Regions from separate parts of the Homo sapiens genome. Here region 1 is linked to region 2. A link is a loop called in an ENCODE intact Hi-C map of the cell type or tissue named here. Cell type or tissue: CD4-positive, alpha-beta T cell. All regions are shown on one strand. Each heading gives the region's core, and the rest is flanking DNA. Links, peaks and the distances in the headings are about the cores only. Region 1 holds the start of LOC124902958 (a long non-coding RNA gene). Region 2 has its middle 18 kb from the start of DYRK2.

Region 1 (15,694 bases), core at 4,048-12,047, 67 kb before region 2:
GGCAACTGGATGGGAGTAAGAAATATCAGAAGGGACAAGATGGGAAAGCTTCATAAAATAATGGAAAAAGCATGGCAAAAATTGAGAGAGAGGATGAGAACTCAAAAGGACAGAGAGAGAAAGACGGAACTCTCTTGAGAGACTGCCTCTGGTAGGTTTTGGGGCCTTTCTCTGTTCAGCACGTGGCTGTTTCTGCTATTTTCCTGGAGCCAAATCTCAAGAGAAATATCCCAAATATTAAATGAAGAAGTCAAGGTCCAAGCCTTTGCAGAAGATGCTTTTCTAGTGAATGCTCATGGCCCCACCCCCACCCCAGCAATTACATGTGTTTAGCTTTTTCTAAGCTCCTTTTTTTTCCACATTTTTCCCTGGCTTGTCCCCAAGTAGCCGCTTCCTCCCAATTCATCATCTGCTTTATCCCCTCCCTATTTCCCTTCATTTGTTTTTCTTAGCATTCTCCTACACTCTGTTTTGTTTATCTTCTGAGCCATCACATCCTCTATTAACTGATGTTATCTCTGGGTGTTGACTCCCACGTAGACAGCATTCATATTCTTCTGACCCTACTTTAAAAGGGAATTTTAATTAATTATTTATGCATTTTTTTCTCCCAAAGGGGTGATCACTCAGATTTTCTAAGGTCCCTGCTGCCCTACTCTATGACAGAATTCCATCAGCTTGAAGACAGCTGGCAGGAAGCACTGCCCATCCCTGTCCTTATCTAAGGATAGAGATGACTGTCCAGCCTGCCTCCACACCTGCCCGTCCCTTGGCTCTCTTTTAAGATACTCCTTTCTCAATCACTTGGCATCATCAGTTGCAAATTCAACCATGAGAGAAAAAAAGTAAGCTGAACTCTATGCCTTCCTAGGACACTAAATATTATCAAGTTAAGCTCAGCCTTAATCTTATGGTAGCATTAACTTGTGGCTTTTAATTTTATTTTGTACAAACGACTTCTTATAAATCTGTGTTCACCCCAGGCTGCTGGAGCAGATGTGGAAGTAACCATAGAAGAAATGGCATGAAAGCAAAGTGACATTTGCCCTAGATATCCTTCCTCAAGGGATTATTTCTCAGTAGCTTTTGGTAGTATGTGGCCCTGTGGGAATTTCTTCTGCCTCCTCATCTTTAAAACAAAACAAAACAAACAAACAAAAAGTGATTGTCTTGATTTTTCAAGCATACACACGCCATTTTTTTTTCTTTTTTCTCCCCGCTTCTACCCCTTCCCCAGCCCCTACGCACCACTTTAAATGAGTGAAGGGAACCTCTGTGGTACCTCTTTTTAAATGGGCCAAGTTAGTCAAAGGTTGCCTTTTGTTCCAAGGGTTTAAAGCACGTAAGACAAATCTTGCCACTAAGATGAAGAATAAATGCCAGAACCAGAGAAACTGGTGCCTAGAGAGGTTAAATTACTCATTACAAATGAAGGGCTGATGGGGGAAGTGGAATTAGGCATTTAGCTGCTGGCTTCTTTCACTAATTCTGTGTCTATGTGCTGAAGGCTCAGGTATGATATTGATAAACTACAGTGTTTCTACAGAACACAGTGAACTTGAGCCACAGACTCCTAATATTCCCTCTTATAACAGCACTATGGGTTTTTTTCCTTTATTACTTTACATAATTGCAATTTAAAATGTTTCCATTGTTCCAGGTGATATGGAGTCACTGTGCACTGTTACTCCACATCACCTGGAACTACAGCAAAACAAGAAAGCCCAAATTAAATGCAGAAATCACCTGTTTGAAGGCAGTGGTGGGCTGTCAAGGCTAAGAGAATCGGAGGGGCTAAGACTTGAGAGAGCAGAGAGGTGAGCTGATGGCAGAGCCGAGAATCTGAGGACAGAGAAGCCAGAGAACTTCTAAAAGAGACCTGAAGGGTTTCAAACACACAGTTGGCTTTCCCTTCAAAGCATGTGCTGAATTGGGGGTATATAAGGAGTGGAGGTTGAAAAACAGAAGTAGAAAGCCTCTGAAAATCATCAGAGTTTCTGGCAGTCTCAGGAGATGAAAATAGGAACTCAGGACCTGCCAAGGAAGGGATCCCAGTGAAGACACCAGGTTCTCCGTTGGGCCAAGGATAGACAGTAACCTGGCCTCACTGCCACACCAAAAACTAAATCAAGATGGATCATGACCTAAATGCAAAAGATAAAACAATAAAACTCCTAAAGAAAACAGGAAAAGATCTTCATAATCTTGGAGTGAAATTTCTTTTTTTTCCTCCCAGTTTTAAAAACAGCATACTCTACTTTGCTTCAAAAGCATTTCAACATTCTGAGAGAACTCAAATCTATGTATTAAGAGTAGGATGTAGGTTGCCTCTGGGGAGAAGGGGCAGCTGGAGCTTCAAGGAGCGTGCATGGGGGCTTGTCATCACGGGTGGTTGTCACCCAGGTGTGTTCATTTTGTGGAACTTCACAGTGCTCTATGCCTCCTCTATGCGTTCTTCTGTGCTATGCTGTGCCTCAATAAAAACATTAATAGGAAAGGGAGTCTTAGCGTTCTAATGATACCAAAAAAATAACAGAATGTTGCAAAGTGTGTGCTTGAGGTCAGAAGGCTTATGCACCTTCCTTGAAGCAGTACCTATGCAGTTTTCTGACAACGAAGACCTCTACAGTTTGTTTTCAAACTACTAGATTTAATTAAAAATAATCAGAACACTTCCCATGCCAGCCAGTGCCCCTTTTCCACAGCTAAGAATGTCAGCAGAATGTTATGTCACTGTATAGAAAAACAAGACAGCCGGAAGCAGTGTAAAGAGGTTTAGCCTCATCCTTGAGCTACAGCCCCCTCCAAAAAGTGCCACCTTCTACAGCATTACACCACCAAGCACAGACCATAAAAAGTCATCTAGTTTGTTTTGTTCTTTTTACAAATTACAGCTGATGTACAGTTGATAACTCAAGACTTCTAATCAATAACACTACCTTACACATAAGTTTTTTTTTTTTTAATTTCAGGAACATTTTTAATTGCCTTCTCTCACAGATCTCTAAATTCATGGAGTGAGGATAACAAAAGAGTTTCTTTTCATTTTAAAAATGTTTAGAAATATGGACAACTTTGATTGAATTTCTGGGTGCTTGTGACACCCATGAACACAACATAGAAACCACTTGCATTTCCTGGAGCGCTTCAAAAACTACAGTGTAATTATATTTCAATTGCGGAATGAAACCCAGTGAGAACAACAGACTCTCAAATAGGAGGTGGTCAGTTACTGCAGTTGTCCTGTATACATACACATGGAGACAGACATGCAGTTTTCCTCATTATTCTCTTTTGCATCCTCTTTTTCCCTTTCTCATACTCCTCACCTTACTCTTCCATCTTTTTTTCTGGTGTGTGCTAGATGATCTCTTTATTCCATCTGTATCAGGCAGTTCTTGCACTGCTATAAGGAAATACCTGAGACTGAGTAATTTATGAGAAAAGAGGTTTAATTGGCTCACAGTTCAGCAGGCTATACAGGAAGCATAGTGGCATCTGCTTCTGGGGGGGTCCTCAGGAAGCTTCCAGTCATGGCGGAAGGCAAAAGAGAAGCAGACGCTTCACATGGCAAGAATGGGAGCAAGAGAGAGAGCATGGGTTACAGGGGAGCTGCCGCAAACTTTTGAGCAAGCAGATCTTGTGTGAACTCAGAGTGAGAGCTCACTTATCACCAAGGGGATGGCCCAAGCTATTCATGAGGCATCCGCCCCCATGATCCAAACACCTCCCACCAGGCCTCTCCTCCAGCATTGGGGATTACAATTCCACATGAGATTTGGGTGAGGACAAATAGCCAAACTCTATCACCATCCCTTTGCTTTAGATTATAGTTGGCCACCTACTTCCCATACATCTCCTTCAACTTTGTTATAAGGTAGCTTTTCACCATCACTAAAATTATCCTGCATGTTTTATTTTTCTGTCACTGTATAACAAATTACCACACACTTAACAGCTTTTAACAAAGTCCAGCACGATGTCACCTGGTTCTCCTCTCAGGGAATCACAAGGCGGGAACCAAGCCATCAGCCAAGCTGGGTCCTCACCTGGAGGCTCTAAGTAGACATCACCTCCAGGCCCACACAGGTTGCTGGAAGAATTCAGTCCCTTGTGGTTGTAGGACTGAGGATCCTCTTTCCTTGATGCCTGTTGGCCAGGGCCTCTCTCAGGTCTTTTAAGGTTTCCTGAATTCCTTCTCAGGTGGGCCTGCTGCAACTTCAAGCCATAACCCCTTTACTCTTCAAATCTCTCTGACTTCTTCTGCCACCAGCTGGAGAAAGCTCTCTGCTTAAAAGGTCTCATGTGATTAAATTAGATCCTCCAAGATAATCTCCTATCTTAAGGAGATTACCTAACCCTGCCATGAAATATGATAACCACACTAGTGAGTGATGTCTCATCATATTCCCAGGTTCCTGGGATTAGGGGGAAATATCTTTATGGGGGCATTTTAGGAATTCTACATACATAACAGTCATCCAGGTTTTTGGCGACATCTCCGGTAGAAATGCCTAAATTTGTGGATTTACTATTGGGCAGAGATCTAAGTAGAAGAGGAAGGTGGGGCATGAGGGGAGGGTGTTATCATCTTTCTTCTTGCCTCCCTTAGTTGGTCTATAATCCTTTATTTCCTGCTCATAGTATACCACACCATTTCATCAAATTTGTATTTCTCTTTCACCACACATTGTATTCCACCTCTCAGTGTATTTCCACTTCTTGGAAACTGCAGTTTACAGAGGCCTCTGGATTATTATTTGTATTTTCCTCCCAGCATTGTCTTCATAAACAAGGCATGAGCAGACATCTTGCCTTTTGGTTTCTTGGGGTCACCTTTAGCTATCCTGACTGTGCTGTTTGTACTCTAGGCAACATAATGTACAACAGTTTCTCAGTGTTGCACTAGCTGTTTCCACAAGAACTGTCTCAGGCAAAGATTTCTTAAAACACAAAAAGCAATAACTGTGAAGGGGAAAAATATTGATCAATTGGACTGCATTAAAATTAAGAGCTTCAGTTCTCCAAAACCATTAAGAGAGTAAAAAGTCATACACTGAGAGAGAGATTTTCAAACATATATCTAACAAAGGACTATTATCTGGAATATTTAAAGCACTCCTTCAAATCAATGAGATACAGGAAAATAACTCGATAGAAAAATGGGCAAATGTCAGAATAGATACTGTATGAGAGAAGATGTTCAAACAGAAAATAAACATATGAAAAGGCACTCCATTAGTCATTAGGAAAGCACAGATGAAAATTAAGATGGAAAAATCCCAGTGACTCAGGAGAGGTTGAGCTGGGAGGACTGCAGTCCCAGTAACTCAGGAGGCTGAGGTGGCCTGAACCAAGGAGCTCGAGGCTGCTGTGAGCTATGATCACACCACTGCACTCCAGCCTGAGAAACAGAACAAGTCCCTGTCTCTGAAAAAAAAAATGTTTTTAATCATAATGCAAAAACTACAACATACCCTCCAAAATGACTAAAATGAAAAAGACAGACAATATAAAGCAACCAGAACTCTCTTATTCTGCTGACCAGAGTGTAAATTGTTACAACTACTTTGGAAAGCTGTTTGACAGTATCTACTAAAACTGAACATACCCATACCTTATACTCAGCAACTCCACTCCTAAAAATATGCCCAACAGAAATACATATGTATATCTAACAAATGGCATGAACAAGAATGTTAACAGCATTAATAGTAACATAAGCAGTATTTGTAATATTCCCAAACTGGACACAACCCAAATGTCCATCAACAATAGAATGGATACAAAAATCATGGTAAATTCATACAATATAGGAGAACAATATGCAAGAATGAGAATAAATAAACTATAGCTACATACAAAAAAAGGATGACTCTCACAAACATAATGTTGAGTGAAAAAAAAAAGCCCATTACAAAAGAGTACGTCAGGATTCCTTTTTCATAAAGTTTTACAACAGGAAAAAGTAATCTGTGGTTGTATTATTTTGGTGCAAAAGTAATTGCGGCTTTTGCCATTACTTTAGAGTTTGAATCCTGGCAGTGAATACTATACTGACTTTTATTAGGTTGGTGCAAAAGTAATTGTGGTTTTTGTCATTAAAGTAATGTGTGCAGGAAAACTGCACATTACTTTAATGGTAAATGCCGCAATTACTTTTGGACCAACCTAACAGAAATGAGTATAATATTTACCCTTGGAAGTGACTGTGAGTGGAAGGAGGCACAAGAAGGCATCTGGGGTTCTGGTAAGATTCCGATTATTGGACTGGGTACTAATTATATGTGTGCATTCGTTTCATGAAAATGAGTTGAGCTGTGCACTTATTTGTGCACTTTCTGTATGCACTTCATACTGCAACAAAATGTTTACATTGTGCAGAACAATGTATGTATCCAATATCTTTCCCACCCATGAGTACAGAACCACACCTGGTTTGTTCACTACAATATCAGCATTCCCCGAACAGTGTCTAACACACATTGTTGCTTGTTGAATGGAAGATTAATGACTTTTTAAGAGAATTTCCTTAATACAGCTGATTTTTTTTTGTCCTCATCAGTGGAGCTATATTTACCCGTTTTATCAGATATCTTTTGATATTGCAAGGCAGTTGTTTCAGGTAGACCAGCTTGCAGACAGGAGAGCTGAGAGCAAAATGCAGTGAGGGAGATGGAAATTAAGCTCCCTGAGGTCAAGAACTTTTATACTGCTTGCTCACAGTGCAAGGTGGTGCTGTTCAGATAACTTTATGTGGGTAAGTCATTTAATCCTCATAACAACTAATGAAGCACCTCACAAATGAGCTAACTGATGAGAAAATTAAGGCTTAGAGAAGTTTTATAACTCAAGTAGGGAATAACACTGCCAGGATTTAAACCCTAAGTATGAGTTTAACTATGGTACTATCTTCTTACCTCTGCACATAGTATGCACTTGAAAAATATTTGTGTAAGAGTACATAATGGACCTCTCCATCATACCTTGTGTTTCTCCTCCCCACTTCCCCACACAGGCATAATTGTGTACTTACGATCTGGTCTCAGTGGTGGCAGTGGGTGGGGGGAGCTGGGAGAAGGAGGGCAAGGGAGCCTTTTAGCCCAGCCTCCTAGTTTAGACAGGGTCGCAGACATGGACATTTGACATCATCCCCAAGTGAGATTATATGTGCAGTAACTTTCACTCGTCTGACTGGAGGGAGTTGTCCCTCACACAACCTTAAACTTGGGTCCCACTGCCTATAGTATACCCTGTAGAAATGCTTCTTTATGTTGAAATCTTTTGAAAAGCAAAATAATTACATTGCACTTACTTAAATGCATGTGTTAAGACTACTAATTTCTTAAACATAAACATTAAAAAGTATACCACAGTGTTTGTAAGTCTGTCTTGGCATTTCTTCACTTTCTAACACATCATGAGTATTAAAAATAAAAAAACGGAAGTGGCTCAGGCACTTCTACTTCAGAGAGACCCTGACTAATGCCTAAGAAGTTGGTTTCTGTGTGCACGGCAGGATTTTATCTCATGCCAACCAGGGGTGTAACTACTGCTACATGGGGAGACACAAAAAGCCCTTGGGCTAATGTGAATCAGTGAAACCCACAGAAAACTGAAAGCCTCATTCAATTTCAACTCTTTACCATGCAAGGCTTATTGCTAGGGTGGCTTTAAATAGTCACAGAAATGCTTGATTTTACTTTCACTTCCTTCCTTCCCCATCTCAAACCTCTGTAGAGGTTCTTAGGAGGTTTCGATGACTAAATCAGATGATAACAGCAACATCTTTCACTTAGACAGACTTTACAGAACCTTTCGGTTTGGTCTCCTTTGGTCCCCTCAAAAGCCCAGGCAACAGCAATGACTACTGTTGTTTGATAGTCCTGCTGACTAACAACCCCTTCTCTACCCCAAAAAATGTGGGAGTGACTTTTCCTTTCATTACAGAATACTAAACAGCCAAGAATGGATCTCATTCCCCGTGATGGGGAGAAGAAAAGCAATACAGTCCAAAGGCTGAGAACCTTAGTATTGCCTTAAAAGTGCTTTGCTTATTGATGCCTTCACCTTCAATTATATGGAAAATTTTTTAATGCAGTTTAACAATTTTACTGTTTTCATCTACTGAAAAAAAATCAATCCAACACTTCTTTCAACATGCACTATAAGCTTGTGAAACTGTCCATGTGAACGAGGTGAAGGAATCAATTTTTATTTATTGAAGAAACCAAAAGTGGGGTAGGGGTGGGAAGGAATACATTTGGCAGAGGATGAAGCCATGTTACTTCAAAAGGGGAAAAAAAGAATATAACATAAAAGGGAAAATATTTCAAATTTGTAAGGAAAAATTGTTTTCACCAGAAAAATTTCCTCATGCTCTCATTTTTGTTTGGCTTTGTCTACTCATGGCATTCCAAGCAATCTGTCTCTTAGCACCACAGCTGTGAAATATATGCACTTACGGAGACTTCCCGGTTAGCCTCTTCACATTTCACTGGGTTTCATTGTGTGCAATGTCTTGCCATTGACTCTCACACTGTGCTGTGTATACTGTTTCATAATTCTGTTTTACAGAATAGCATTTTCATCTAATAGAAGTTAACATAATAAGGGAAATGGTGACAATAATATATGGTCACTAAACCATATTGCCATTTTGGAACAGTTTATTATGTACACTATGATCCATGTTATTCTAAAAGAATGGATGCATTCATGAGTAAACATAAGTACAGACTTTATAACAGAAATTTGCCTCTACTAGATTAGGAGTTGGCAAACTTCTTTGTCAAGGGCTAGAGAGCAAATATCTTAAGCTTTGTGGGCTATGCTGTCTCTATCTCAACTACTCAACTCTGCCATAGCAGGGAAGGCACCCAGAGACAGTACACAATATATGTAGACAGTAGACAGTGGACAATATGCAATGAATGACTGTGGTTATCCTAAACTTTATTTACAAAAACACACGGCAGTCGTGTTTGTGACACAGAGATGTAGTTTCCTGACCTCTGATCTAGAAGATAGGTATGTTTGCAACCACAACACAAAGGCTGCCCTGAGACTCTAAGCACTAAACATCTGTTTGGCAATTTACCTGAAAAGTTGTGGTTTTTTTTTTTTTAAGTTAAAATTAAAATGACTTTTCTCCTGAGAAAATATTTAAAAGAGTAGGTTTTGGCAAGTAAGTTGAAGGACACACTAGTTATTTTTCTACATCACAATAAAATTAACATAAAACAGGTCATTGGAAATAAAAGAATTTTTTTTATACATTGAATACACTGCCAATGCCTGGATGAGCCTTGAGCATCACAGATCTTTGGCTTAAAGCTTTGCCCATGTCCAGAGTCTCCCTCACAGGAAATCGATTGTAGAAGGTCAAGTTCATGTGTTTCCAGACTCACCTCCTCCTTTAATCTTGGTGCCATCGTTGGCCAGTGTACTGACTATTATTAAGGCAAAGCCAAGACTTGTAGAGATTCTGTATGATTTTTCAAGACATTGAAAAATGATTTAATTTTCAATTTGAGGTTGATGGTGATAGTCCTTTCCTTAATTTGGGAGTCTTCCTGATGTTTTAACAGACATTTCCCAGTCAAAAATTTGTTTGTTTATTTTACTGTATCTTTCTTGAGACAGGGTCTTGCTCTGTTGCCCAGGCTGGAGTGCAATGACACAATTACAGCTCACTGCAGCCTCTATCTCTTGGGCTTGAGTGATCCTCCCATCTCAGCCTGCCAAGTAGCTGAGATCACAGGCATGCACCATCACACCCGGCTAATTTTATTTTATTTATTTATTTTTATTTTTGTAGTGACAAGGCCTCCTTATGTTGTCCAGGCTAGTGTCAAACTCCTGGGCTCAAGTGATCCTCCCACCTCGGCCTCCCAAAGTGCTGGGATTACAGGCATGAGCCAATGCTGAGACAGGAATTGGTTTAAATTACAAACAAATGAACTGAAAAGAATCCCATGTCAGGTGGCACATTGTTGAGCATGAAGGGAAAGCAGTGTTATTCCCTTGCCTACCTAAATTTCTTTCTGCACTGAGCTGCCGCCTTAGACATAAAACACTGGCAGGAAGTAGAAATGATTGTATTACAGTATTAGTGCTTGCATATTAACAGAATTTATTCTAAAATATGCAAGTCACATAAATTGAAAGATTGTCTTGTTAAAGAACAGGGCTGCCCTGCTGAGTCCCAAGATAACAGGAATAGACCTGCCTTCTTATTTCTCAGAAAACAGGAGGCAGCATCTTGGGCTGGAGCAGAGGGGAAGGATTCTGTCTCTAGAATTCCTTTCCTATCTTTCCCTGGCTGACCCTGTCTTACAGATCTTTCCTTGTCTTAAACTGGGCTTCTCCAATGGCATAGCGATTAAGACAGCAATTTTACACTACTTTTTATTACTCAACATCTGACTGCAATATTTATTTTCATATTTGGCATTGGACTTTTATTAGCCTTCCTCCTTGAGGTGTTCAAACAAAGCAGGCAGGAGGACAGGCAGCTCATCTCCTGTGTGGTCAATGTCTCTTGAATAAATGAATGAATGAAAATCTGCATTTATTCATTCATCCATTCCGTGAAAATTTATTGAGTACCTACTGTATACTAGTAAAGAAAACAGGCAAAATTCCTGTCCTAATGGAGCAAACATTCTTTAAATTCAGAAAATTTTAAATAATGATATTAATTTAACAAGTGGAAAGTTCTACGGAGAAAAGTAAAACAGGAAAGGGGAAAGGGAATCCTATAGGAACTGAGTAGCCTAGTTATGGTAGCCATGGAAGCCTTAAATACAGTAGCCAAGGAAGCCCTCACTAAGGAGACATTTGAGCAAAGACTTGAAAGAGGTGAGAGAGAGAGAGAGCCTTGTTGACTTCTGAGGGAGAGAGCTCCAGGTGGAGACAATAGGGGTAGAGCAGAACCCTGAGGTAAAAGCTTGCCTATGGGAGAAACAGCCTGGGGCCCGGAGGCTGAGAATATAAAAAGGACAAAAAGGAAGAGGCTCAGACCATGGAAAGGACTCGGGCATTTATTCTAAATGAGGCAGATCAATCGCTTGCTTTTTCAGGTTTTCAAGAGTCTATTAGGGCATGACCTGTTCAATGGCTTTAACCCCTCATTCCGATAAAACGAGTTGACCCTACATGTCTGTTATTCTTTCATTGTCTATGTTTAATTTTCTGATGCATGAAATAGGAATAACACCTAGCTTTCCTTACAGAGGTGGTTGAAGGGATCCAATGACCATCAATATGGAAGCATAAATTTAGACTGTTCAATAAATTGGCAACACAACTATTTCAACAACTTTCTATTAAGTGCCTACTATGGGGAAGGCAAATTAAACCTTTGTGTAAGAGAGGAAGGAAAAAAGATAAAAGAATTGGAAGGGGCTGGAAAGGAAAGCAAAACCAGTAAGATGGGGGAGGAGGAATAAGAAAAGGGAAAGAAAGGTGATAGTTTCATGTGTCTAACCACAGGGATAAAGAGCGTGGCATTTGGGGTTGGATTGACCTGGTTTCAAATCTCAGATAGTCCACCTACTGGCTGTGTGACCTGGAGTAAGTCCCCACTTTGAGCCTATTTCCCTCTATGTAAAATTGGGGTTTGACATCTGCCTTATGGCACATTGTCAGGATTAAAAGAGAGATTGCACTAAATACCTAGCACAATGCCAGCACTAATTTACTTAGTAAATATTAACTACCTTCTTATTATAATTGTCATCATCATCAGCAGCAGCAGCAGCATCCCAGGAGGACAGGAAACTAGAAGCAGCTCTGCATTTTCTGACAGGGGAAGATAAAAGTAGGAATAGGAAATGCCTCTTGAATGGAAACTCAATTGAGTTTAGAATTCATTTTAAAAGCAGCTGACTGTAAGATTATGCACTGGGACTCAATTTATTACATGAATTGGGATGAGCCTAAAGGGACATCTTTTCAGTAATTCAAATCCCCAGGAAGTTGGCTTAGCTGGGAAACAGGAGTTATCCTGGAGAATATATATCTATAGGAAAGAACATAGAATTCTGGAAAAACTTGGTGATGATTCCAAATTAAAAACAAATATAGAAGACCTTGTGTGACTTGGATAAAGACTGTAATGTATTAGCAGTTCCAGGAAAAGTAAAAGACAGATTTGGAACTGAGCAATACAAAAATGAAATAGTGCTATGCCAAGGAAGAAGGGATTGAGTTAATCAGCTGCCAAGTGCCTTTCCATTTGGGACAGACAACGATTGTAGCTGGCAGCAGGAACAGCCAAAGACTTGATATACATGAATCTCACAAAATTGTCTGAATATATTTTGTTCTGTAATGGGCATCTGCCACTTTTTTGTTTGTCTGGTGTTCCTTACTGCAGAAAACTGCCCCTCCCGAACTCCAAATCATTCTCTTGAGTCTATGGATCAAAGGGCCCTGCTTCTCCCACTACCCTGTGATCCAGGGTGTTCAATCAGAACACCCCATTTCCTGAGTCACAGTGATTGGTCCAGAGGAATACACATGACCCAAGCATGGCCAATCAGTGCTCTCTGGAGTAATTGTCATGGATGCTGGCCGTTGAGTTTCTCCTTTTGAGACTGCTAGCTGTCAGTACCATACAACCCTGGAGCTACCTGAAGCCTTCTTGCCACCATGTGGAACAAGACTAAACATCAGGTCCAAACCTAGGCAAAAAGAATCAAAAGTGAGGGGAGAGGGGAAATGAGAGAGCGGAGAGGGCGGAGGGGAGATTTTGCTACTTTAACTCGAATTGGGATTCTTTTCATTTGATTAAGAAAAGCATGAAAGATAAAGCTGATTAGGGAAGGACCCTGCTCTGGCCTCTGGATTTCACCTTTTCTAAATCATTGTGATCCTGAGGATTTGCATGAATGGAATACTTTGGGTCTAATATGATTTATTGACTTGTGTTTTACTTGTATTTTCATCAGTAAATATTTCTGAATATATCTCTAAAAGATAAAGACTCTTAAAAATACCCATGATACCATGATCACCCCTAAAAGAATGGTGAACAGTAATTCCTTAATGTCATAAAACTCCCAGTTAATGTTCAAATTTTGGATTTGTACACAAGATTTAAAGTCAAGCTGAAAAAAAAAATGTGAAAGAAATGAAGACTTTAACCAAGTGATAAAAGCAATTTGTGGCAACCTAAATAGGGTACACAAATCTCCACCTAGAAAAGATAAGATAATTAATGTTTTAAGGTGTTATAAAAGATTTGGGAAAAAGTATAATGTGGGGTTAAAATGGCCAGGAGACATTGTCTGCCAAATCAATCCCAACAAAAAGACAGGATCTTGGCCCCTCATGGACACAGCATATAGAAAAAGACTCAGTGTGTCTGTCTGTGGCTTGGGCAGAATCATTCTAGAAGTTTGTAGCCTATGAACCATGTTTATCTTAAACATCTGATAAATAAGTAACTATATCACAGCCCCAGGTCTTTCAACCGCGTAACCTCAGCCCAGCTGGGATGTAAAACTGCTCCCCTTCATAGGGAAATGATTTTACAATTATAGGAGTGCTAAAAATTGAACATAAAGATCATGAAGTAAATTGGACCCACCCAAAGCATTAATACTGTTTAATAGGTTTAGAAACAGAAGTTATAATTTTTGTGTTTAAAGTATTAGTAATGTTTAATAAAACCTAACATTAGGAAATCTGACAAATTGATCTTCATAACTTCTATGTGAAATTTATAATCAATTTTATTCTCATTATCTTAAGTCACAGAGTTGATAATTTGATAATGTTTATAGACAGTATTTGAATATTTTGACTCATTATGGTTTTAAGGGTGAATTATGAGATTTACAATTTCTTTGATTTTGCCTTTTGAGGCTTAAGTTGGCCTTGTGAGGCAACTCAGTTGCTTGATATAATAAATTAGAAGTGTTTTTAAAAATTTAGGGGAACTTAATTGATGGCTTATTACTATGACTATAAAGGATTTTAATCCGCTAAAATTGAATTAAATAAGTGGAAGGATGATTTCAAATTATGTAAAAATTACTTAGTTTATAAGTAAAATCAAAATCACAAAGTGAACTTAAAGTCCTAAGAAAATTATAGTTTCGTTTGCAACTTAAATTAATTAAATGTTATTTTAATATTCAAATACCTATACATGGTTCCTTTCTATGCACAAAAGCCTCCACTTCCCACTTTAAAAACACATCAACACACATGGTAAGGAAAATCACTATGCATATAGAAGCCCAGGATGCAACAGCACTTCCTGTATAGTAAGAAATGTGTGGTCTTTGTGGGGCATAAGGTAATGCAAACTACATAAAAATATGCACCACACGCAATGCTGATCCAGGCAGACCAGCTTCCAGGAACTAAAATAAAAGCAAAGAATCAACAACTGAGGCGATAATTACCAAACAACCATTCATTCATTTATTGTTTTCTTTTATTCAACAGATATTTACTGAATGTGTACTACATGTCAGGCTCTATTTTAACAGTTTAAGATATAGCTGAAGAAAGGAAAATATAGATTACAGGTTGGATGTGAAAAAGGCAAAAAAGAGTAGATAAAGTAATTGAGAATGAAGGACAGCTGCCCGATGAAGGCAGCTTTGATAGAGGAAAAAGCAGCTTGTCTTGTCGCAGATTCTTAGTTTTGCCCTATGTCAGCAAACATGGAACATAAGAAGCAAGAACATCTCAAGACATCCACTGAAGGAAGAAGAGGAGAAAATAAAATAAGAAGACAAAAACGACAATAACGTATTCAGCAATAATAGATGGCAGACACAAAAGAAGGAACATTGGAGGGAAAAAGTAGTAGGGCCTGAAACAAGTGGCAGAGGTGGACAGCACAGTCATCACCCAAAACAAAAGCAAGTGGAGGTGGGGAGTTCAAACACAGTCTTATGGAACTGATTAAAATGACATAAATATGGGTAAAACACAGCATAAAGTAGGAACAGGCAGTATAAAAAATAAGAAGAAAAAAGTAAAAACCCCCAAAGGGCTAAACCTATGGAATTCTGAGAAGAAAATATGGATATGAGTTGAGACACAAGAAAGAACATTGAATACTAGCAAATCTTATTCCAAAGGACTGCGGTCGGGATCTTCCTTTTGATCTGGAAGGGAGACTCATGGTACAGTTGCAGCTCGAGAGGAGAGGCACACAGTCAAGCCACAGAGGAAGGAGATGTGCTTTTGGGAAGTCCTGATGACCACACCCCTGGCCGGGCCTTCCAGTGGTCCATAGGCTGCCAGCCAGAGAAATGGAATGAGTAATGAGAATGATGATAATTGAGGAGAGCAGTTGTGTTCTGATTATTTAAAAACTATTCCTAATATACAAGTAAAATATTCATTCTAGAAAAATTCTTTGAAAGAAAGATAATCGAATCAAATATGAGTAAAAGAAAATTCACGATCCTAAACAGCGATGTTTCTGAGGGAGAAAATGCCACTGACATTTCTAATTAGTCATTTGAAGTTTTTGCAGGAACTGCCCACCCAGTCCCATCCCCCCCCGCTAAAGTTGGCAGTGATATTCCATATACAGGACAGGTAGTAAACAGGACTGCCAAGTACCAATCAAGAATAAATATTTCAATCAGCTAATGCAAGATATTCTCTATGAAAAATATGATGGCAAGTTCTGTAAAGGGATCCTCTCAAGTATTCATCA
Region 2 (15,694 bases), core at 3,397-11,396:
GGTCACCCAGCAAATCAAATGCCAAGGCAAGTAGTTTGGCGCTACAGTCTATGCAGATGTTGCTTTCAGCATTAGGTAAAGATTTGACTAGATCACCACCATGACCACATCAATCTTGTTATTACCATCAATAACATTTCATATCACAAAATGAGCTGTTCAGTGAAGCCCCTCATGTTGATATGGTCAGGCCACTCTCTGGCTTTCCCCAGTAGCCTGTTACCCAGGGCAAGCTTACTTCATAGATGGAAACAGTGAAATAAAAATATCTAAGAGACATGTACAGAGACATTAGCAGGGGTAGACAAGGCATTAGGTTTAGAATCCAAATTTGTTGACTGCTAACAAATTTCTCCTTTTCTTTTCCCCCAAACCCAATTATTACAAAATTTCCCCCATTTTAGAGATGAGGGGTAGGTACTCCCAAAAGCACATGCCATATAATGGGCAAGCTTTGAGGCGTTAGGACTGCAGGGGAAAATTCTTACTGTCGCCCCGAGAATGATTTGAATCTGGTGTTTCAGAATAAACTTTGCCAAAGTCACAAAAAGTCCAAACGTAAGTTAATTATTTCTTCTTTATCTTATTGCAACAAATCTACCCCTCTGCTTCAAATGAATGAAAAAGAGGAGTCCATGGCAGTAGAAATAGGTCCTGTCTACTGATATTGCCATTCCACAGAGGAATCTAGCCACGCAAGGGCCTTGGAAAATTGCTTTTAATTAAATCATACATTTATGCACATCTGCACTCTTACTTAAGTTAAAATCTGGGGTGGCAATATGCTGGCTCATTTCAATAGTATAAACAGTCAGTGGGCAATCTAAGGCCCAAACCCATGTTTGTCTTTAATTAGCTAGGCGAAGGCAAGAGAAATCATTTTTGATGATTGAATAATTTAGACAATTGTTCTTAAATTGTCCTGGAAATTTTTTAACACTTTTACATTCGAAAATGTCTTTGATTGAAGAAGAGCTACTCTAAGTATCATTGTAGACAGTACATTGTGCTTGTTATTTATCTCTCATAAGTGATATTGGACATATCCATTGTTCACACAGCACTGTTCTCTAATGAAGGTTTTGAAATACAGAAACTCTAAAGGCCTGTAAGCAAATATTTGTATTTAGCACGTGTGCAGGTGACTGGCCATTGATCAGCATTTCCAACTGGCACAAATAATACAAACTAGCCAAGAAATAATAAACTATTGGTAGGCAGATAATAACAGTTACGAAAACAGAGATTACAAGGGATTTTGTTAATTGGGCAGGAAAAAGAGGTTTGCTTATTGGAAAAAGAAAAAAACAGCTTTCTTGTGACCTGGAAGGGACAAAGAAATAGAGAGATCAATGCTTTCAAAGAGCAGCAAAAGATAAATAAGTCATAGTGAAGGTACTAGAAAGGATGACGAGCAAGAAAATAGGTGTGGGATTTGACTCAGCAATCCCATTACTAGGTATATACCCGAAGGAATATAAATCATGCTATCATAAATACACATACATATGTATGTTCGTTGCAGCACTATTCACAATAGCAAAGATATGGAATCAACCCAAATGCCCATCAATGGTAGGCTGGATAAAGAAAACATGGTACATACATACTGTAGAAGACTATACAGCTATAAAAAAGAATGAGATCATGTCCTTTGCAGGAACATGGATGGAGTTGGAGGACATTATCCTTAGCAAACTAATGCAAGAACAGCAAACCAAATGCTGCATGTTCTGACTTATAAGTGGGAGCTAAATGATGAAAACACATGGACACATGAAGGGGAACAACACACACTGGGGCCTACCAGAGGGTGAGGAGGAGGGAGAGGAGCAGGAAAAATAACTGATGGGCACTAGGCTTAATACCTGGGTGACTAAAAAATCTGTAAACAAACCCCCGTGACACGAGTTTACCTATATAACAAGACTGCACGTGTACCCCTGAACTTAAACGTAAATCAAAATAAGAAAATGAATGTGGAGAGACAGCAAGAATGAGAAAGGAGGAGATAGGAGAAACTTCGTAGGAATTTTTACAAGGAAGAAGAGGGACAGGATGAAATGTATGAGATGAGGCCAAGCATGAGATTGAAAGCTTTAGGCAAAAGATAGAAAAAAAATCACTAGAATATTAGAATCAAATTATTTTCTTATAGTACACATTGTTAACTCTTTTCATTTGGAGCTACAGTCTTGTTCTGTCTATCAACGATTTGGTCAACAATGGACAATACATATGATGATACTCTGATAAATTCTAATAGAACTGAAAAATTCCTGTTGCTTAAGTGATGTTGTAGCCATTGCAAAGTCGTCACACAATGTATTATTCATGTGTTTAAGATGCTGTTGCTGTAAACAAACCTACTGTGCTGCCAGTCCTATAAAAGTATAGCAGATGTACAGTATATAATATTTGATAATGATAATAAACAACTATGTTGCTGGTTTATATAGCTACCATGCTCAAGTTTTATTCTTAGAGTGTATTCTTACTACTTATTTTAAAAATCAACTTTAAAACAGCATCAGGCAGGTCCTTCAGGAGGTATTTCAGAAGAATACATTGTTATCCTAGGAGATGACAGCTTCACTACATGTGTTATTGCTCCTGAAGACCTTCCAGTGGGACAAGATGTGGAGGTGGAAGACAGTGATATGGATGATCCTGACTTTGCAAGCCTAGGCTAATCTGTCCTTGTGTCTTAATTTTTAATTTAAAAAATTTAAATAAGAAAATTTAAGGCCGGGCATGGTGGCTCATGCCTGTAATCCCAGCACATTGGGAGGCCAAGGTGGGTAGATCACCTGAGGTCAGGAGTTCAAAGACCCAGCCTGGCCAACACAGTGAAACCCCAGCTCTACTGAAAATATAAACATTAGCCGGGCATGGTGGCGCTTGCCTATCCCAGTTACTAGGAAGGCTGGGGCATGAGAATTGCTTGAACCCAGGAGGCGGAGGTTGCAGTGAGCTATCGCACCACTGCACTCCAGCCTGGGTGACAGAGCAAGGCTCTGTCTCAAAAAAAAAAAAAGGAAAAAGCTTATAGAATAAGAATATACAAAAAGAAAATAATTTTGTACTGCTGTACAATGTGTTTCTGGGTTTGTTGTTGTTGTTTTTCAAGATGGGGGGGTCTCACTATATTGCCCAGGCTGGTCTCAAACTCCTGAGCTCAAGGGGTCCTCCTGTCTTAGCCTCCAGAGTAGCAAGGCCTATAGGCACGTACCACAGCTATGTGTTCTTACAAGAGTCAAAACATTTTTAAAACATGAAAGTTTATAAAGTAAAAATGTTACAGTAGGCTGAGGTTAATTTATTGTTGAAGGAAGAAAACTTTTTAAATAAATTGAGCGTAGAGTCCGTGTACAGTATTTATAAAGTCTGCAGTAGTGTACAGTAATGTCCTAGGCCTTCACATTCACTCACCACTCACTCACTGACTCACCCAGAGCAACTTCCAGTTCTGCAAGCTCCATTCATGGTAAGTGCCCTAAACAGGTGTACCATTTTAAAAATTTTTTATACTTTATTTTTACTGTAGCTTTTGTATGTTTAGACATGTTTAAACACACAAGTATTTACTATTGTATTACACCTGCCTACAGTATTCATTACAGTACCATGGTGTACAGGTTTGTAGCCTAAGTGCATTAGGCTATATCGTATAGCCTAGGTGTGTAGTAGGCTGTACCACCCAGGTTTGTGTAAGTGCACTCTGTGATGCTTATACAATGATGAAATTGCATAAAGAGGCATTTCTCCGAGTGTATCCTTGTCATTAAGTGACACATGACTGTATTTCAGTTCTCCATCTCATTGGGGTTGTTCCATTTTGGGCACCTGTTTTCCCTCTCTCTCCTCTCATACCAATGCTGTATTATCCTTTCCTCCTTGCCTAATTTACAATGAGTGAAGAACCTGACAAACGTTTCATATAATATATGCTTTACAGAAAGAAAAAAATCCTTGATTGCTTTATTCTTGAGCCATGTGTCAGGCTGTGTGCGAAGTGTTTTGCCTGAACCATCTCCTTGACTCCTCACTGCAACCCAATGAGGCAGGTATATTATCCTGATTTCAGAGACAAGGAAATAGAGGCCTTGAATGGTTAAATAACTTGTTAGTAACTGGCAGTGAATGGATCTGGATTCAGGGACTCTGATGCCAGAGCTCACTTACCCACTCAGAACTTTGCACATATGCTGTGGGGGGGGGGCATGGAGGATGGGAAGGCCGCTATCTTCCACTACCTGCCCACACATTTTCATCTGACCTAACAGTGGCACATTCAGCTTCCCTGTTAGTACTTCTCCCTCTCCCACCCCCAATGGCTGGGGAATCCCATTCAATAGAAATCCTGACATCAGCACACCCAACCCAAGCAGATCTGAGATCTCTTCTTTTTTTACTCTAGGCTTGTTCCCATGCTGCTGTTTACTGGCTTGGTCCTTATTTTGTCTTCCCTTATGTGCTGTTTCTTAAACAGAATTGCTTCCTCTCACTACAGAGCTATTAAGACAACATTTGGAAAAAAAGGAAGTTAAGACCCAGAGAATTTATCCAAAGAAATGCTCTACCAAATATGAGAACTTGACTGGAATTATACATTTCTGATGTAATTCAGTCAAGCACAGTCATATTGGCATGTGGGAATGTTGACTAATAATCTAACTTGGTAGAGAGAAATGATCCAAGACTGAGAAATTACTGTATATTTCAGATCTTTGAAACAAACAAAAAAGTATCTATACCATGGGGTCAGATGAGTTTTTCCTCCTTGAGAAATGAAAAATCAACAAAATAATATAAATAAGATCAACAGAAAAGTAATAAGATGACCCTCCAAAGAGAAATAATGTTCTCTAACCTGGTAAAGCAATAGAAAAGAGAAAGACATCCTCTCCTTTTTTTTTTTTTTTTTTTTTTTTTTTTTTTAAAGTGTTTCACATAGAGCTAACTGGCAGCAAAGGGTGTCTAAAGAGACCATTTATGAAGAGTAAGTCGGGGGAAACACTAATATCCTGAAATCCTGCAAGATCTTGCAAAGTGCCAAAGAAATCACTGAGCAAACACATGGCTAGCTGGCAGCTGCCCTGGAGCACGTGGCAGTGTAAGAACTTCCTTCTTTTTTGGAGGACCACATTTTCAACAGCAGCTTCTGTCCCCAGGCTTACCACTTCTAACCTTTATGTCAGCAAATCTCCTCAAAGTTCACAAAGTAAGTCCTGCTGAAGTTCAGGTAAATGACCAACCTACATTCAGCAGCTTCCTCTTGAGCCAAGCTTTTCCAACATCACTTTTTCCTCCATAGCCCTCCCCATGCATCTTTTCCCCTAGTTGTTAAAAGTTTTCCTGAAATGATTTGGGATTAGTATAAAATGGGGGCGAGAGTGAAGTTTACTAAAATTATCCTTAATCTCTCTAACTTCGAAGTCATTTTCTATTTTCATTTCAAGCAATGAGGACTTTTTAAATTCCCTGAAGAACCTGAGGAAATTTTGATTTATCACTGATGAGACCAAACAAGAACCCTACTCACCTTTTGAAACTAATCTTGTGAAAAGACTAAGCCAGAAAATATAAATGCCTTCCCTACATTTAAAATACCATAACTCTGACTTTTTCAGAGGTCATCCAAATGTTAACATCAACGATCCAGAACACAGCTGAAGAGCAGAAGGGACTTTTTAAAGACTTGTAGATAAACACAATTGGTGTCACAAAATCCATGCATTGCAATCCATGAATTTTATTAATGAAAGAATCATCCATTCTTTTACTCAAAAACAATCCATAGCATGGTACAGTGGTCAGATGGCCTGAATACAGATTGTGTCTCCCCTACTTACTAATTATATGAACTTGGCAAGTTTCTCAAGCTCTTTGTGTCAGTTCTCTCACCTGTAAAATAGTATTTTCATTGTAGGGTTCATAGAGGATTAAATCAGATTACCTATTTAAAATTCACAGAACAGAACCTAGCACACAGAAAATGCACAAGTATGAGCTATTATTCTTTGATACACCTTCCTATTAAGCTTAGAAATCTGGTTTCTCAGGCCATTGCATGTTAGAGTTAGCAAATTAAGAAAGGTGGGAGGGTGATAGTAAAAGATCCACTGACTATTTTCAGTAAGGAAAGAGACAGAAAAATTGTCAAAAGCAAGCAAAGGATCTAAAAAGCATAGCTGCTTTAAGCCGTAGAGCACTGAAGTAAGATGCTCTAGACCAACAATAATCCTAAAGTGTTAATGCAACAGATGTGATGGATGATCTTTTGCAGTGATTAAGAAATAGTTCAGTTTTGCTCTTTATACTTAACTCTAATTTGTGAAGCAAGAAAGAGTGCAGTAATTTTATAAGTATCTTAATTAAAATACTTAAAACAATTTGGTTGCTTCTAAGGAGCATGTTTTAGTTATATTGAAAGTCTACTTCTTGGCATTTAACCTGCAGACTTAATGTGCCTGAATTAGGTAAGAAACCATTAATAACTTCAACAATACATGCATGTGTGAGCCTTTTAGTATGATAGAATATAAATGATTTTGAAATGTCAAATGATAATATATACAATAGTCTGACACTAGAGTCACAAATCCATCTGAAGATGTTGTACTCATTTAAACTTGTATTTATTACATCTAAGATGTATGCCTAACCCTGCACCAGGCATTGCAAAGAGGCACAAAAGATGTTTAAAATAAACTCCCTCTCCTCAACGAGCCCATCAGCCCATCCGGGCAATGAACACTGAACTCCACAGTGCTTTGTTTCCCTGGCTGCCTCCTGTGTTTATCCAAAGTGATTTGAAGGCTGTCTGAACTCTTGCTCTAGGCAGAATTGAGTGACACTCTGACACTTCCAGTTCATACTGTTTCCAGACTTCCGGAGCTTCTGCCATTACTTTATAGTCTTGCCCTGTTGGCTCCCTGCTCCTGCTGGGGGAACAAAAAGTCATTTTCCTGCCTTAACCATTAGCTGGTAAGGGTTTTAAGATATTACCCCCACTCTAGGAATGTCTATTCTCTCAATTAATTTAGAGGAGAAAAATGAAGACCCTCTCTCCTCCAAATCTATAGGTATAGGTAGAAATAAAGCCACCACAGGGCAAAAGATTCTTAGGAAATTTCCCTGGAAGATAGAACATTTCTCAGATTCCTCTCAAATCACAGTGCTTGAAGCATGGTCCAGAGGCCTGCTTAGGCTATGAGAATGAATCGAGTTTAAGCATTCCTTCAAATCTATCCAATTGTCTGGTATTCTTGCTTTTCAATGAAGATTTCCAGATAGAATGATGGAGAAAATGAGTTACTGGGAAAGACTATGAAATAGCCTTAGTCATAATGAAAATCTCTCCTTCCACTTGTTCATTTCAGTCAGAACCAGTCGTTTTCCATCAGCTTATATGATTTCTGAAACCCAACATCCTTCAGAGGAATATTCCAGGAGAATCTTATAAAATGTCAACCTATTTCAGAAGCAGCAGAGCGTAACTCTACCTTATTCCACATCATATTTAGTTTAATGGTGACTTAACTTTCAGAAGATTTATGCAAAAGTAGTAATAAAAGTTGACAACTTTCATTTGTAAAAATTCTGAAAAGGAAAGGAATTATTTTTATTCTATTATTTTGCTTTTCCTCTGCTAGTATTTGAATAACATGATTTCATACTGCAACAGAAGCTTCAGGTCATAAAAAAATGGTTTCTTCTGTTTCTTCTGTGTAGGGGAAATCATTGTCATAACTATGTAGGGATTTAATGGCTCAGTTTACTCAATAATTAAAACTGTTTGTATGTAAATGGCAAAGTTAGAAGTTGCAAAGTTAGAAATTACAGATCAAAAGCAGCCTGCAGATATGTTTTGTTTGGCTTCCACAGTGTTTTTTGAAAATGTGAACTAAATGCCAACATTTAAAAATCAGGAGATTTCATGTAAATATCCAGATTTCTGGCTTTTCTGGAAATAAGGCAAAATCTGTCTGCACTGTGCTTCCTCCTAGTCCTACTTGGCAACGGAGAACATCCCCCACCTTTTGTAGCTTCAGCCCTCCCCACTTCCCACCAGTGCCTGCCCTGCAGGTCACCGCAGTCCCCACCACTTCCTGTTATTGTGTGTGTGCTAGGCTGGCTTTACCCATTGACATTACCACCTTTCTCCAGCAGGCATTTAGATTTTTAATTTTACTGTAAGCTTTGTATTTCCTGAGATTTTCTCACCGCCATTTCTCTGTTGCTACAAATGTATCCTGACATTTCTTTCTTTTCATTTCTTATGCTCCATTTCTTGGTGCTACTGCTGAGACTAACAGAGGTCAATTGTAATTTGGGCATTCACGCTGAAGCCTTTCAAACTAGTTTGTGCATAAATACATACCTGGCACAAGAAACATTGTTTTCTCTTGTGCTTGAAAATCAAACCGATTTATACTTAGCACCGAAGAGTGCGAAGACCCTAAAACCACTGCCTGTGTAATAGCTCACTGCAGTAAAATCTTTGGTTTTACTCTTTGGTAACCTCTTGCAGCTTTTCTAGACAGAGTTAGCTCTATTTTGGGACTCTTTTTCTACATCAGAAGCACACAACTGATATCTTACTGTTACTAGTTTGCTTTTCCTGAAAGCAGTGTTGAGGTTCTGAACTTCTTGTAGAAGTTCATAAACATGGTTTGCACCAAGAAACAATTCAAATGTCTCATTACTACAGAAACACTCAGCTATAAGTAATATATTCAGAACAGAGATGATGCTTAAAGCAAACTCTTTCTTTGATATACTTTAAATATTTGTACCCTCTAAATTTTATGTTATAATTTGTTCCCCAATGTTGGAGGTGGGGCCTGGAGGCAGGTATTTGGGACATTCAGGATCTTTCATGAACATTTGTCCTTGCATAATAACTTAGTTCTCCCTCTGTTGGTTCCTGGGAGATCTGATTGTTAAAAAAGAGCCTTGCACCTGCCCCTCTCTCTCTCTTGCTTCCCTCCTCTTGCCATGTAATGCCCACTCCCCTTCCCCTTCTGCCACGATTGGAGGCTTCCTGAGGTCCTCACCAGAAGCAGATGCTGGTGCCATGCTTCTTGTACAGTCTGCAGAACTGTCAGCCAAATAAACCTGTTTTCTGTATAAGTTATTCAGTCTCAGGTAGTTATTTATATCAACACAAAGTGAACTAAGACATTATTCAACATCGCTGTTTAGATACCTGATAAATAAGGATATCGAACTTAACGTAGCCAGTATTGAACGTGTGATTTCTTCCTCTCTACCTCTGTTTTTCCCAATATGTGTTTCTTATCTCAGCAAATGGCAAGTCTAGACTTTCCATCACTCAAGCCAAACACTTGGGTGTCATTCTTGATTCTTCTCTCGCTCTTACACATCACATCACATCCATCTGCAAATCCTGTTGATTTTACACTAAAAAATATCCAGGATCCACCTACTTCTCACTACTGCCACAAATATCACCATGCTCAAAGGCACCATTATCTCTCCTCTGGATTACAGAAGTAGCCTCTTAACAGTAGGCATACTGATCTCTTCACAATGTAAGATCATGGCACTTCTCTTCTCAAAACTCCCCGACAGTTTCCCATTAGCCAGAGCAAAAGCCAAAGTCTCTGGAGTAGCTAAAAGCTCCTGTATAATTTATGTGCTCCTTTTTTGCCCCTCTGGTGGTTTGCCTTGTTTCGCCCTGCCTTGCTCACTTCGCTTCAGCCACATTGGCCTTGTTGCTGTTCCTCACACACACCGTGCATGCCCCGCCACACATGCCTTACCTGTTGCTCCTGTTGGTTCCTTTGCCTGGAGTACTCTTCCTCAAGAATGTCCTCCTTGCCTTCAAGTCTTTGCTAAATGTTGCCTTCTTTGTTTTATTTATTTATTTATTTAAGATATGATCTTGAGCTGTGTCCCAGGCTGCAGTGCGGTGGCGTGATCGTAGCTCATGAAGCCTCTAACAACCTCAAGGTGATCCTCCCACCTCAGCCTCTCAAAGTGCTGGGATTACAGCCATCCCAGCCTAAACGTTGCAGTCTTGCTCAGGTCTATTTAAAGGTGCAGTCTATTTAAAGCTGCATTCTCTTTAAAATTGCAGTGCTGCCTCTCAGACCCTAGCTTTATTTTCTTCTTCACACTTACCACCATATGACATTTTATTTGTACTCACTTGTTTTCTGTTGTCTCCCTCCATTAGAATGTATGCTTTTTGAGGTTGGAGACTTTTGTCATTCTCTTTTTTTTTTTTTTAACTGCTGCTTTTCAGTACCCAGAACAATGCCTGGGACATAAGAGTTCCTTGAAAAAATGTTTGATGAATGAATTAAGTAGAAATGCCATAGATGTAAACTTTTCTATTTTCAGAATTGAAATCTATAAAGAAGAATGCATGCTTCCAATCATGAGCATATTTATATGATCTTCAGAAGGATAGAGCCAACACAGAAAGATTTATTTCCTACATTCTCTGAACATGACCCATGATTCCTGATTTATCGAAGTTAAGCCCTGTTGTTGAATTCCAAACATGTGAAACCTCTAAATATGAACAAAGGAAAATTCACTATTTCAAGTTATGCCCTACTAAGGGGTAGAGGATTCACTTTAATATTATGGCGATTGTAAATAAGGCCCTTTGGAGAGGTACATTTAGGCCATTGTGGCTGTTGGGCATGTTTCTGCATCTGAGTTCTGTTAGGTTGGTGCAAAAGTAATTATGGTTTTTGCCCTTTAAGTGATGGAGAAAATTGCAATTACTTTTGCACCAACTACTTGATTAATTCAGTGGCGTCACTGATGGCTACATTTGTTTTAACATCTTACCATGCGTTAAGATGTTACAACTCTTAGGCCCATGTTACTTAAATGTTCCTTCTGAACCTGAAAAAAAGACCAAAAGAAAAAAAACCCACAATATAAAAATCTGTTACTTTAGTAGAAACAATTATAAAATAAAGCAAAATGGATAATATACTGGCCACATTAATGTTTCAATTAGCTATTAATTTCTTAGCACTAATTTAGATGTGGGTATAGTCACTGTTCATTGTATGTGCCATCAAAGTTGTGTTAAAATGCGATGCGATCAACTGTCTAATATTAATTCTGGAGTTGGCATTTACCCATTTCAGAGAATTTTTTTCATTCTGACTTTCCTTCAAAGCGCTTTACAAAGTACTCAATTTACAAAATGCAATGTTGTGTAGTATCATACAGGTAGTATTCTAAGGGCTTTATGTATCATAGCTGACTACAATGCTATGAAAGTGGAGAATTGTTATCTCTATTAATAGAGGAGAAAAACTAAGGCAAAAGGAGGTTTAAAAATTTGCCTAAGACTACAGACTTAGTTTCAGTGCCTGGTTTGGACCCAGCTAGAGTTCATGTTCTTAATAATTACAATAAAAAAAAGAGAATAATACAAAAATAGAACCCAAATAATTGCGGTATTTATAAAGTTTTATTCATAGGTAGTAAGAATGTTCTACAGGAGACAAAGAAAATCTATCTCTTGCAGAGTCAAAAGCACTATTGTGAATTTGACCTTTGAACAGAGAGAACCAATCAAGAACGTACAAATCTGAACCCAAGTAATATAATAAAGTCTTATGAAAATCCCTTTCCTCTTCCCACAATTCTCAACTCTGATAGGAAATCCCAGAAGTGACTAAATACTGTGCAACATCAGAAAAAGGGTATAAGGGCAGAGCAGGATAGTCTGTCCTGAAGATTGTTTTACTGAAGCCAGTACAAAGACTCTAATGACAACACTGGGCACATGGAAAAGTGGAGTATGGGGCTGCTCCTCACACCTGCACTGCAGTGATGACAAAATATGACACCCACAAGAGGGTGGCTGTCCTTTCCAGGCAGGAAAGGCCTAGAGCTCATAAAGAACATAGCTTTGCCTCTTCATAAATTCTAGTCACATGCATCAAACATGCTTTCAGAATACATATGAACTTGCTTCTGCTGCACACTTATGAAGCAACCACCAAGTCTCCCAACCTTAGAAGTTGCAAATGTATTCCTTTTCATTCTCAGTAAGCTTTTAAAATATTTTTTTCCCTTGGTGTCCAATGTAAACATATTGCAATTAACTTTGGGAAAAAAAACAAGATTCTTTAAATATATTGCATTCATATGCTTAAAATGTAGGTTACCAATATAGTTTTAATTTTTTATAGGTATGTCTATGAAAAATTTTTATGTTCTAATTTTCCCAAAAGCACAAAGGAGGGATGCTTTGCTTGTAATAAGGGCTCATTTAATGCTTGTTAAATTGAACACAAACCTTGAGAATCAGGGGACATGGTGCTCTTTCTAGGATGTAAATCTAGTATGCCACACCTCTATTTAAATACTTACATGGTCCCTACTGCTCTAAAGATAAAGGCCAAATTCCTTAACACAGATTTTAGGGTAAGCAGGAGCCACATCCTACCACATGCTACCTCCTTTACCTGGAATGCCTTCTGCACCTTCTCCCCAACACATCATCTCACCTCTCAGTCTTTCCTGACCATCCCCTAGTAAGAACGGGTTGGATGCTGTATTAGTCAGAGTTTTCCAAAGAAACAGAATCAATAGGATATTTATATAGATATAGAGAGATTTATTATGAGAAATTCGCTCATGCAATTATGGAAGCTGAGAAGTCACATGATCTGCCATCTGCAAGCTGGAGACCCAGAAAGCCAGTGGTATAGTTGCAGTCCAAACCCAAAGGCCCAAAAACTGGGGGCTGATGATATAATTCCTGGTCCAAGTCTGAAGGCCTGAGAACCAGAAGTGCTGATAGTGCTGATGTCTGAGGGCAAGAGAAAATGAATGTTCCAGCTCAAGTAGAAAGAGCAAATTTGCCCTTCCTCCTCCCTTTTGTTCTCTTTGAGCCCTCAACTGATTAGATGATTCCACACTGGGAGGGCAATCTTCTTTACTCAGTCTACCAATTCAAATCCTAATCCCTTCCAGAAACACCCTCACAAACACACCCCAAAATAATGTTTTACCCACTGTTTGGGCATGCATCCCTTAGCTCATCAAGTTGACACATAAAATTAACCATCAGAAGTCCATCCCTTGTCAACTTGTTTCTTATAAACATCTCTTTAAACCATACTTGATCTCCAAATAAAGACAACTAGGTCATAATTTCATTTAATCTGATACTACTATCCAGCATACAACAAAAATGTACAAATCCCTTTCCTAGAATAGGAGGTAAAGTCTTTAACTGATATATTTACTCTTCCCTAATATCCTGTGACTTAAATACCATGATGTAAAATTAATAATACTAAAATACTGATGTAAAGTTAATACATCTTATGCTACATGATAAGTGGATAAAAGAGGAATAAAAGAGGAAAGAAAACAAATATACTTGTAACAAAATAAGGATAAAATACTTATGACAATTACAGTCTTCATTTTTGTAACTGGTCACATGGCCATAGCTGGTATTGATAACTGCCTTCTTCTACTACCCATTCTGTATTCCCTTTGCCTTCAACAAGCACCTCAGCTGATTATGTTTCTTTATGGGGTAGGGGTGACTCAGATCTTTATTCCTGAAGAGTCTGGGCCATTCATAGTCCTGCCTTCGTTGGATTGTTATAGTTTCCCACTGACTTTAATCAAAGGTCATGGCAATAATAAAAGATTCTCTAGGGCATAGCCTGTATTCCAGACATACTCTTCTTTATGTCCATTGTGGAGCAGTAGTCCACTTCTCTCTTGGTATTCAGAACAGTTACCTCAGCCAGCACTGTAACTCCCTTCTTGGTCTGTTGATTCAGAGGAATGAGGAGACCAAAGAGACTGGGTGGGTCTTAACTTCCACTTCAACGAAATCATTGTTGTGTCTTCTGGTAGAAGCATTCCTCTCTCTAGAACTATGAACTCTAGGTCAGCAGAGCATAAAGTCATGGGAACAGGAAGCAAAAATTTTATTAGTCCCTATGGGTAACAGTAAGTGGTGCCACTTCCATTTTCACCCCTTGATTCCTAGACCTGTGAATCCTGACTACCAGAAAAACAGCAGCATATATTGGATGCTGATTTAGAGCATATTCTGAAGATCCTTGCCCCAGCCCTGGTAGTATTGCCACCTAGCTTGATGCCAGATGAATCTTCGAAAGACCATTCTACCATTCTATCAAGATAGCTGCTGCAGGATGGTGGGTAAGACCAGGGAATTTCATGAGCACGGGCCCATTGCTGCACTTCTTTTGCTGTGAGGGTAATTTCTTGATCAGAAGCAATGCTGTTTGAAATAACATAGTAGTGGATAAGGTATTCTGTAAGTCCACAGATGGTATCTTTGTCAGAAGCATTACACTCAGCAAAGGCAAATCCATATCCAAAGTGTCTATACCAGTAAGGACAAAATGCTACACCTTCCATGATGGAAGTGGTCCAGTGTAATCAACCTGCCACCAGGTGGCTGGCTGACTCTGGAGAATGACGCTATGTCAGGGGCTCAGCGTTGGTCTCTGCTGTTGGCAGATTCGGCACTGAGTGGTGCCATAGCCAGGTTGGCCTTGGTGAGTGGACATCTATGTTGCTGAGCCCACATATAACCTCCATTCGTGCCACCATGGTTATTTTGTTCGTGAGGTCATTGGGTGATGACGGGGGGGGGGTGGATGGAGAAATAGACTATCAGGTGCCAATAGAACCCTATCGACTTGGTTCTTAAAGTCCTCCTCTGCTGAGGTCACCCTTTGGTGGACATTTATATGGGACACAAATATCTCCCCCTGCCTTCAGAGAGGTCTATCCATATACCTCTTCCCTAGATTTCTTTGTCACAATTTTCCTATCATGTTCCTTTCAAGTCCCTGACCATCCAGCCAAATCATTGGCTACAGTCCATGAATTGGTACATAATTGCATACGGCCACTTCTTCCAAGCAAAGGGCACTTCCAACCTGGTGCACTTCCCCAAGTGGCGCCCACCGGGAGGATTTCCCTTTACCACTGTCCTTTAGAGATGTTCCAGCTATCCATTTTTGAGTGGTACCTGCGTATCATGCAGAATCATCTGTCAGCTAGGCTTGTGTCTTCCCCTCCTCTGTTAATTTATTGTGGAGAACTCCTCATTAGCCTGTAGGTACAGGCTGGGAGAGATAAGGCAGTGTAGCAGCAAGGAGGGCCATTCGCATTTGGGCTAATTGTTTATGCAATTTACTTATGCCTTGAGGGCTCATTTGGCCCTGATCACGTATAAACCATTTCCATTTGACGAGGGATTGTTGCTATACATGCCCAAATTCATGGCTGGGTGTCAGATAAAACCCAGTTTGTGATTGGCAGTCCAGATCACATGATAATGTGGTGGTCCATCAGTCTCTACTAAGGCCCAGTAGCAGCCCAAAAGCTGTTTCTTAAAAGAAGGGTAGTTATCTGATATCAAAACCTTGCTCCAAAATCCTAAAGGCTGGCTCTGCAATTTACCTATAGGTGTTTGCCAAAGGCTCCAAACAGCATCCCTATCTCTGTTGACATTTTAAACACCATTGGATCTGCTGGACCAGATGGACCAAGTGGCAGAGCAGCTTGCACAGCAGCCTGAACCTGTTGCTGAGCCTTCTCTCGTTCTGAACCCCACTCAAAACTAGCAGCTTTTTAGGTCACTCGGTAAAAAGACCAGAATAGCACACCCAAATGAGAAATATTT

What was found. A loop is a pair of places that touch in the nucleus more often than their neighbours do. Peaks named below come from ENCODE experiments on the same cell type or tissue, not always from the same donor. Only the 100,000 strongest peaks of a DNase experiment are listed, where the experiment ranks them.
Region 1: it touches region 2 in a loop (5-fold over the local background); 7 of 110 quality-filtered maps call a loop at or near these places.

Annotation. Positions count from the first base shown.
Region 1 is chr12:67,690,939-67,706,632 of GRCh38, reverse strand. LOC124902958 (a long non-coding RNA gene) reads left to right here and starts at 12,431. Exons shown (of 2, transcript XR_007063355.1): 1 at 12,431-12,681; 2 at 14,464-15,694. In CD4-positive, alpha-beta T cell, for the core only: no CTCF peak of the experiment used is centred there; DNase peaks (open chromatin) are centred at 7,522 and 9,012; H3K4me3 peaks cover 887 bases; H3K27ac peaks cover 956 bases.
Region 2 is chr12:67,623,333-67,639,026 of GRCh38, reverse strand. No RefSeq gene overlaps it. Among named protein-coding and RNA genes, the nearest start is that of DYRK2, 18 kb to the left of the region's middle. In CD4-positive, alpha-beta T cell, for the core only: no CTCF peak of the experiment used is centred there; a DNase peak (open chromatin) is centred at 8,096; H3K4me3 peaks cover 542 bases; H3K27ac peaks cover 3,031 bases.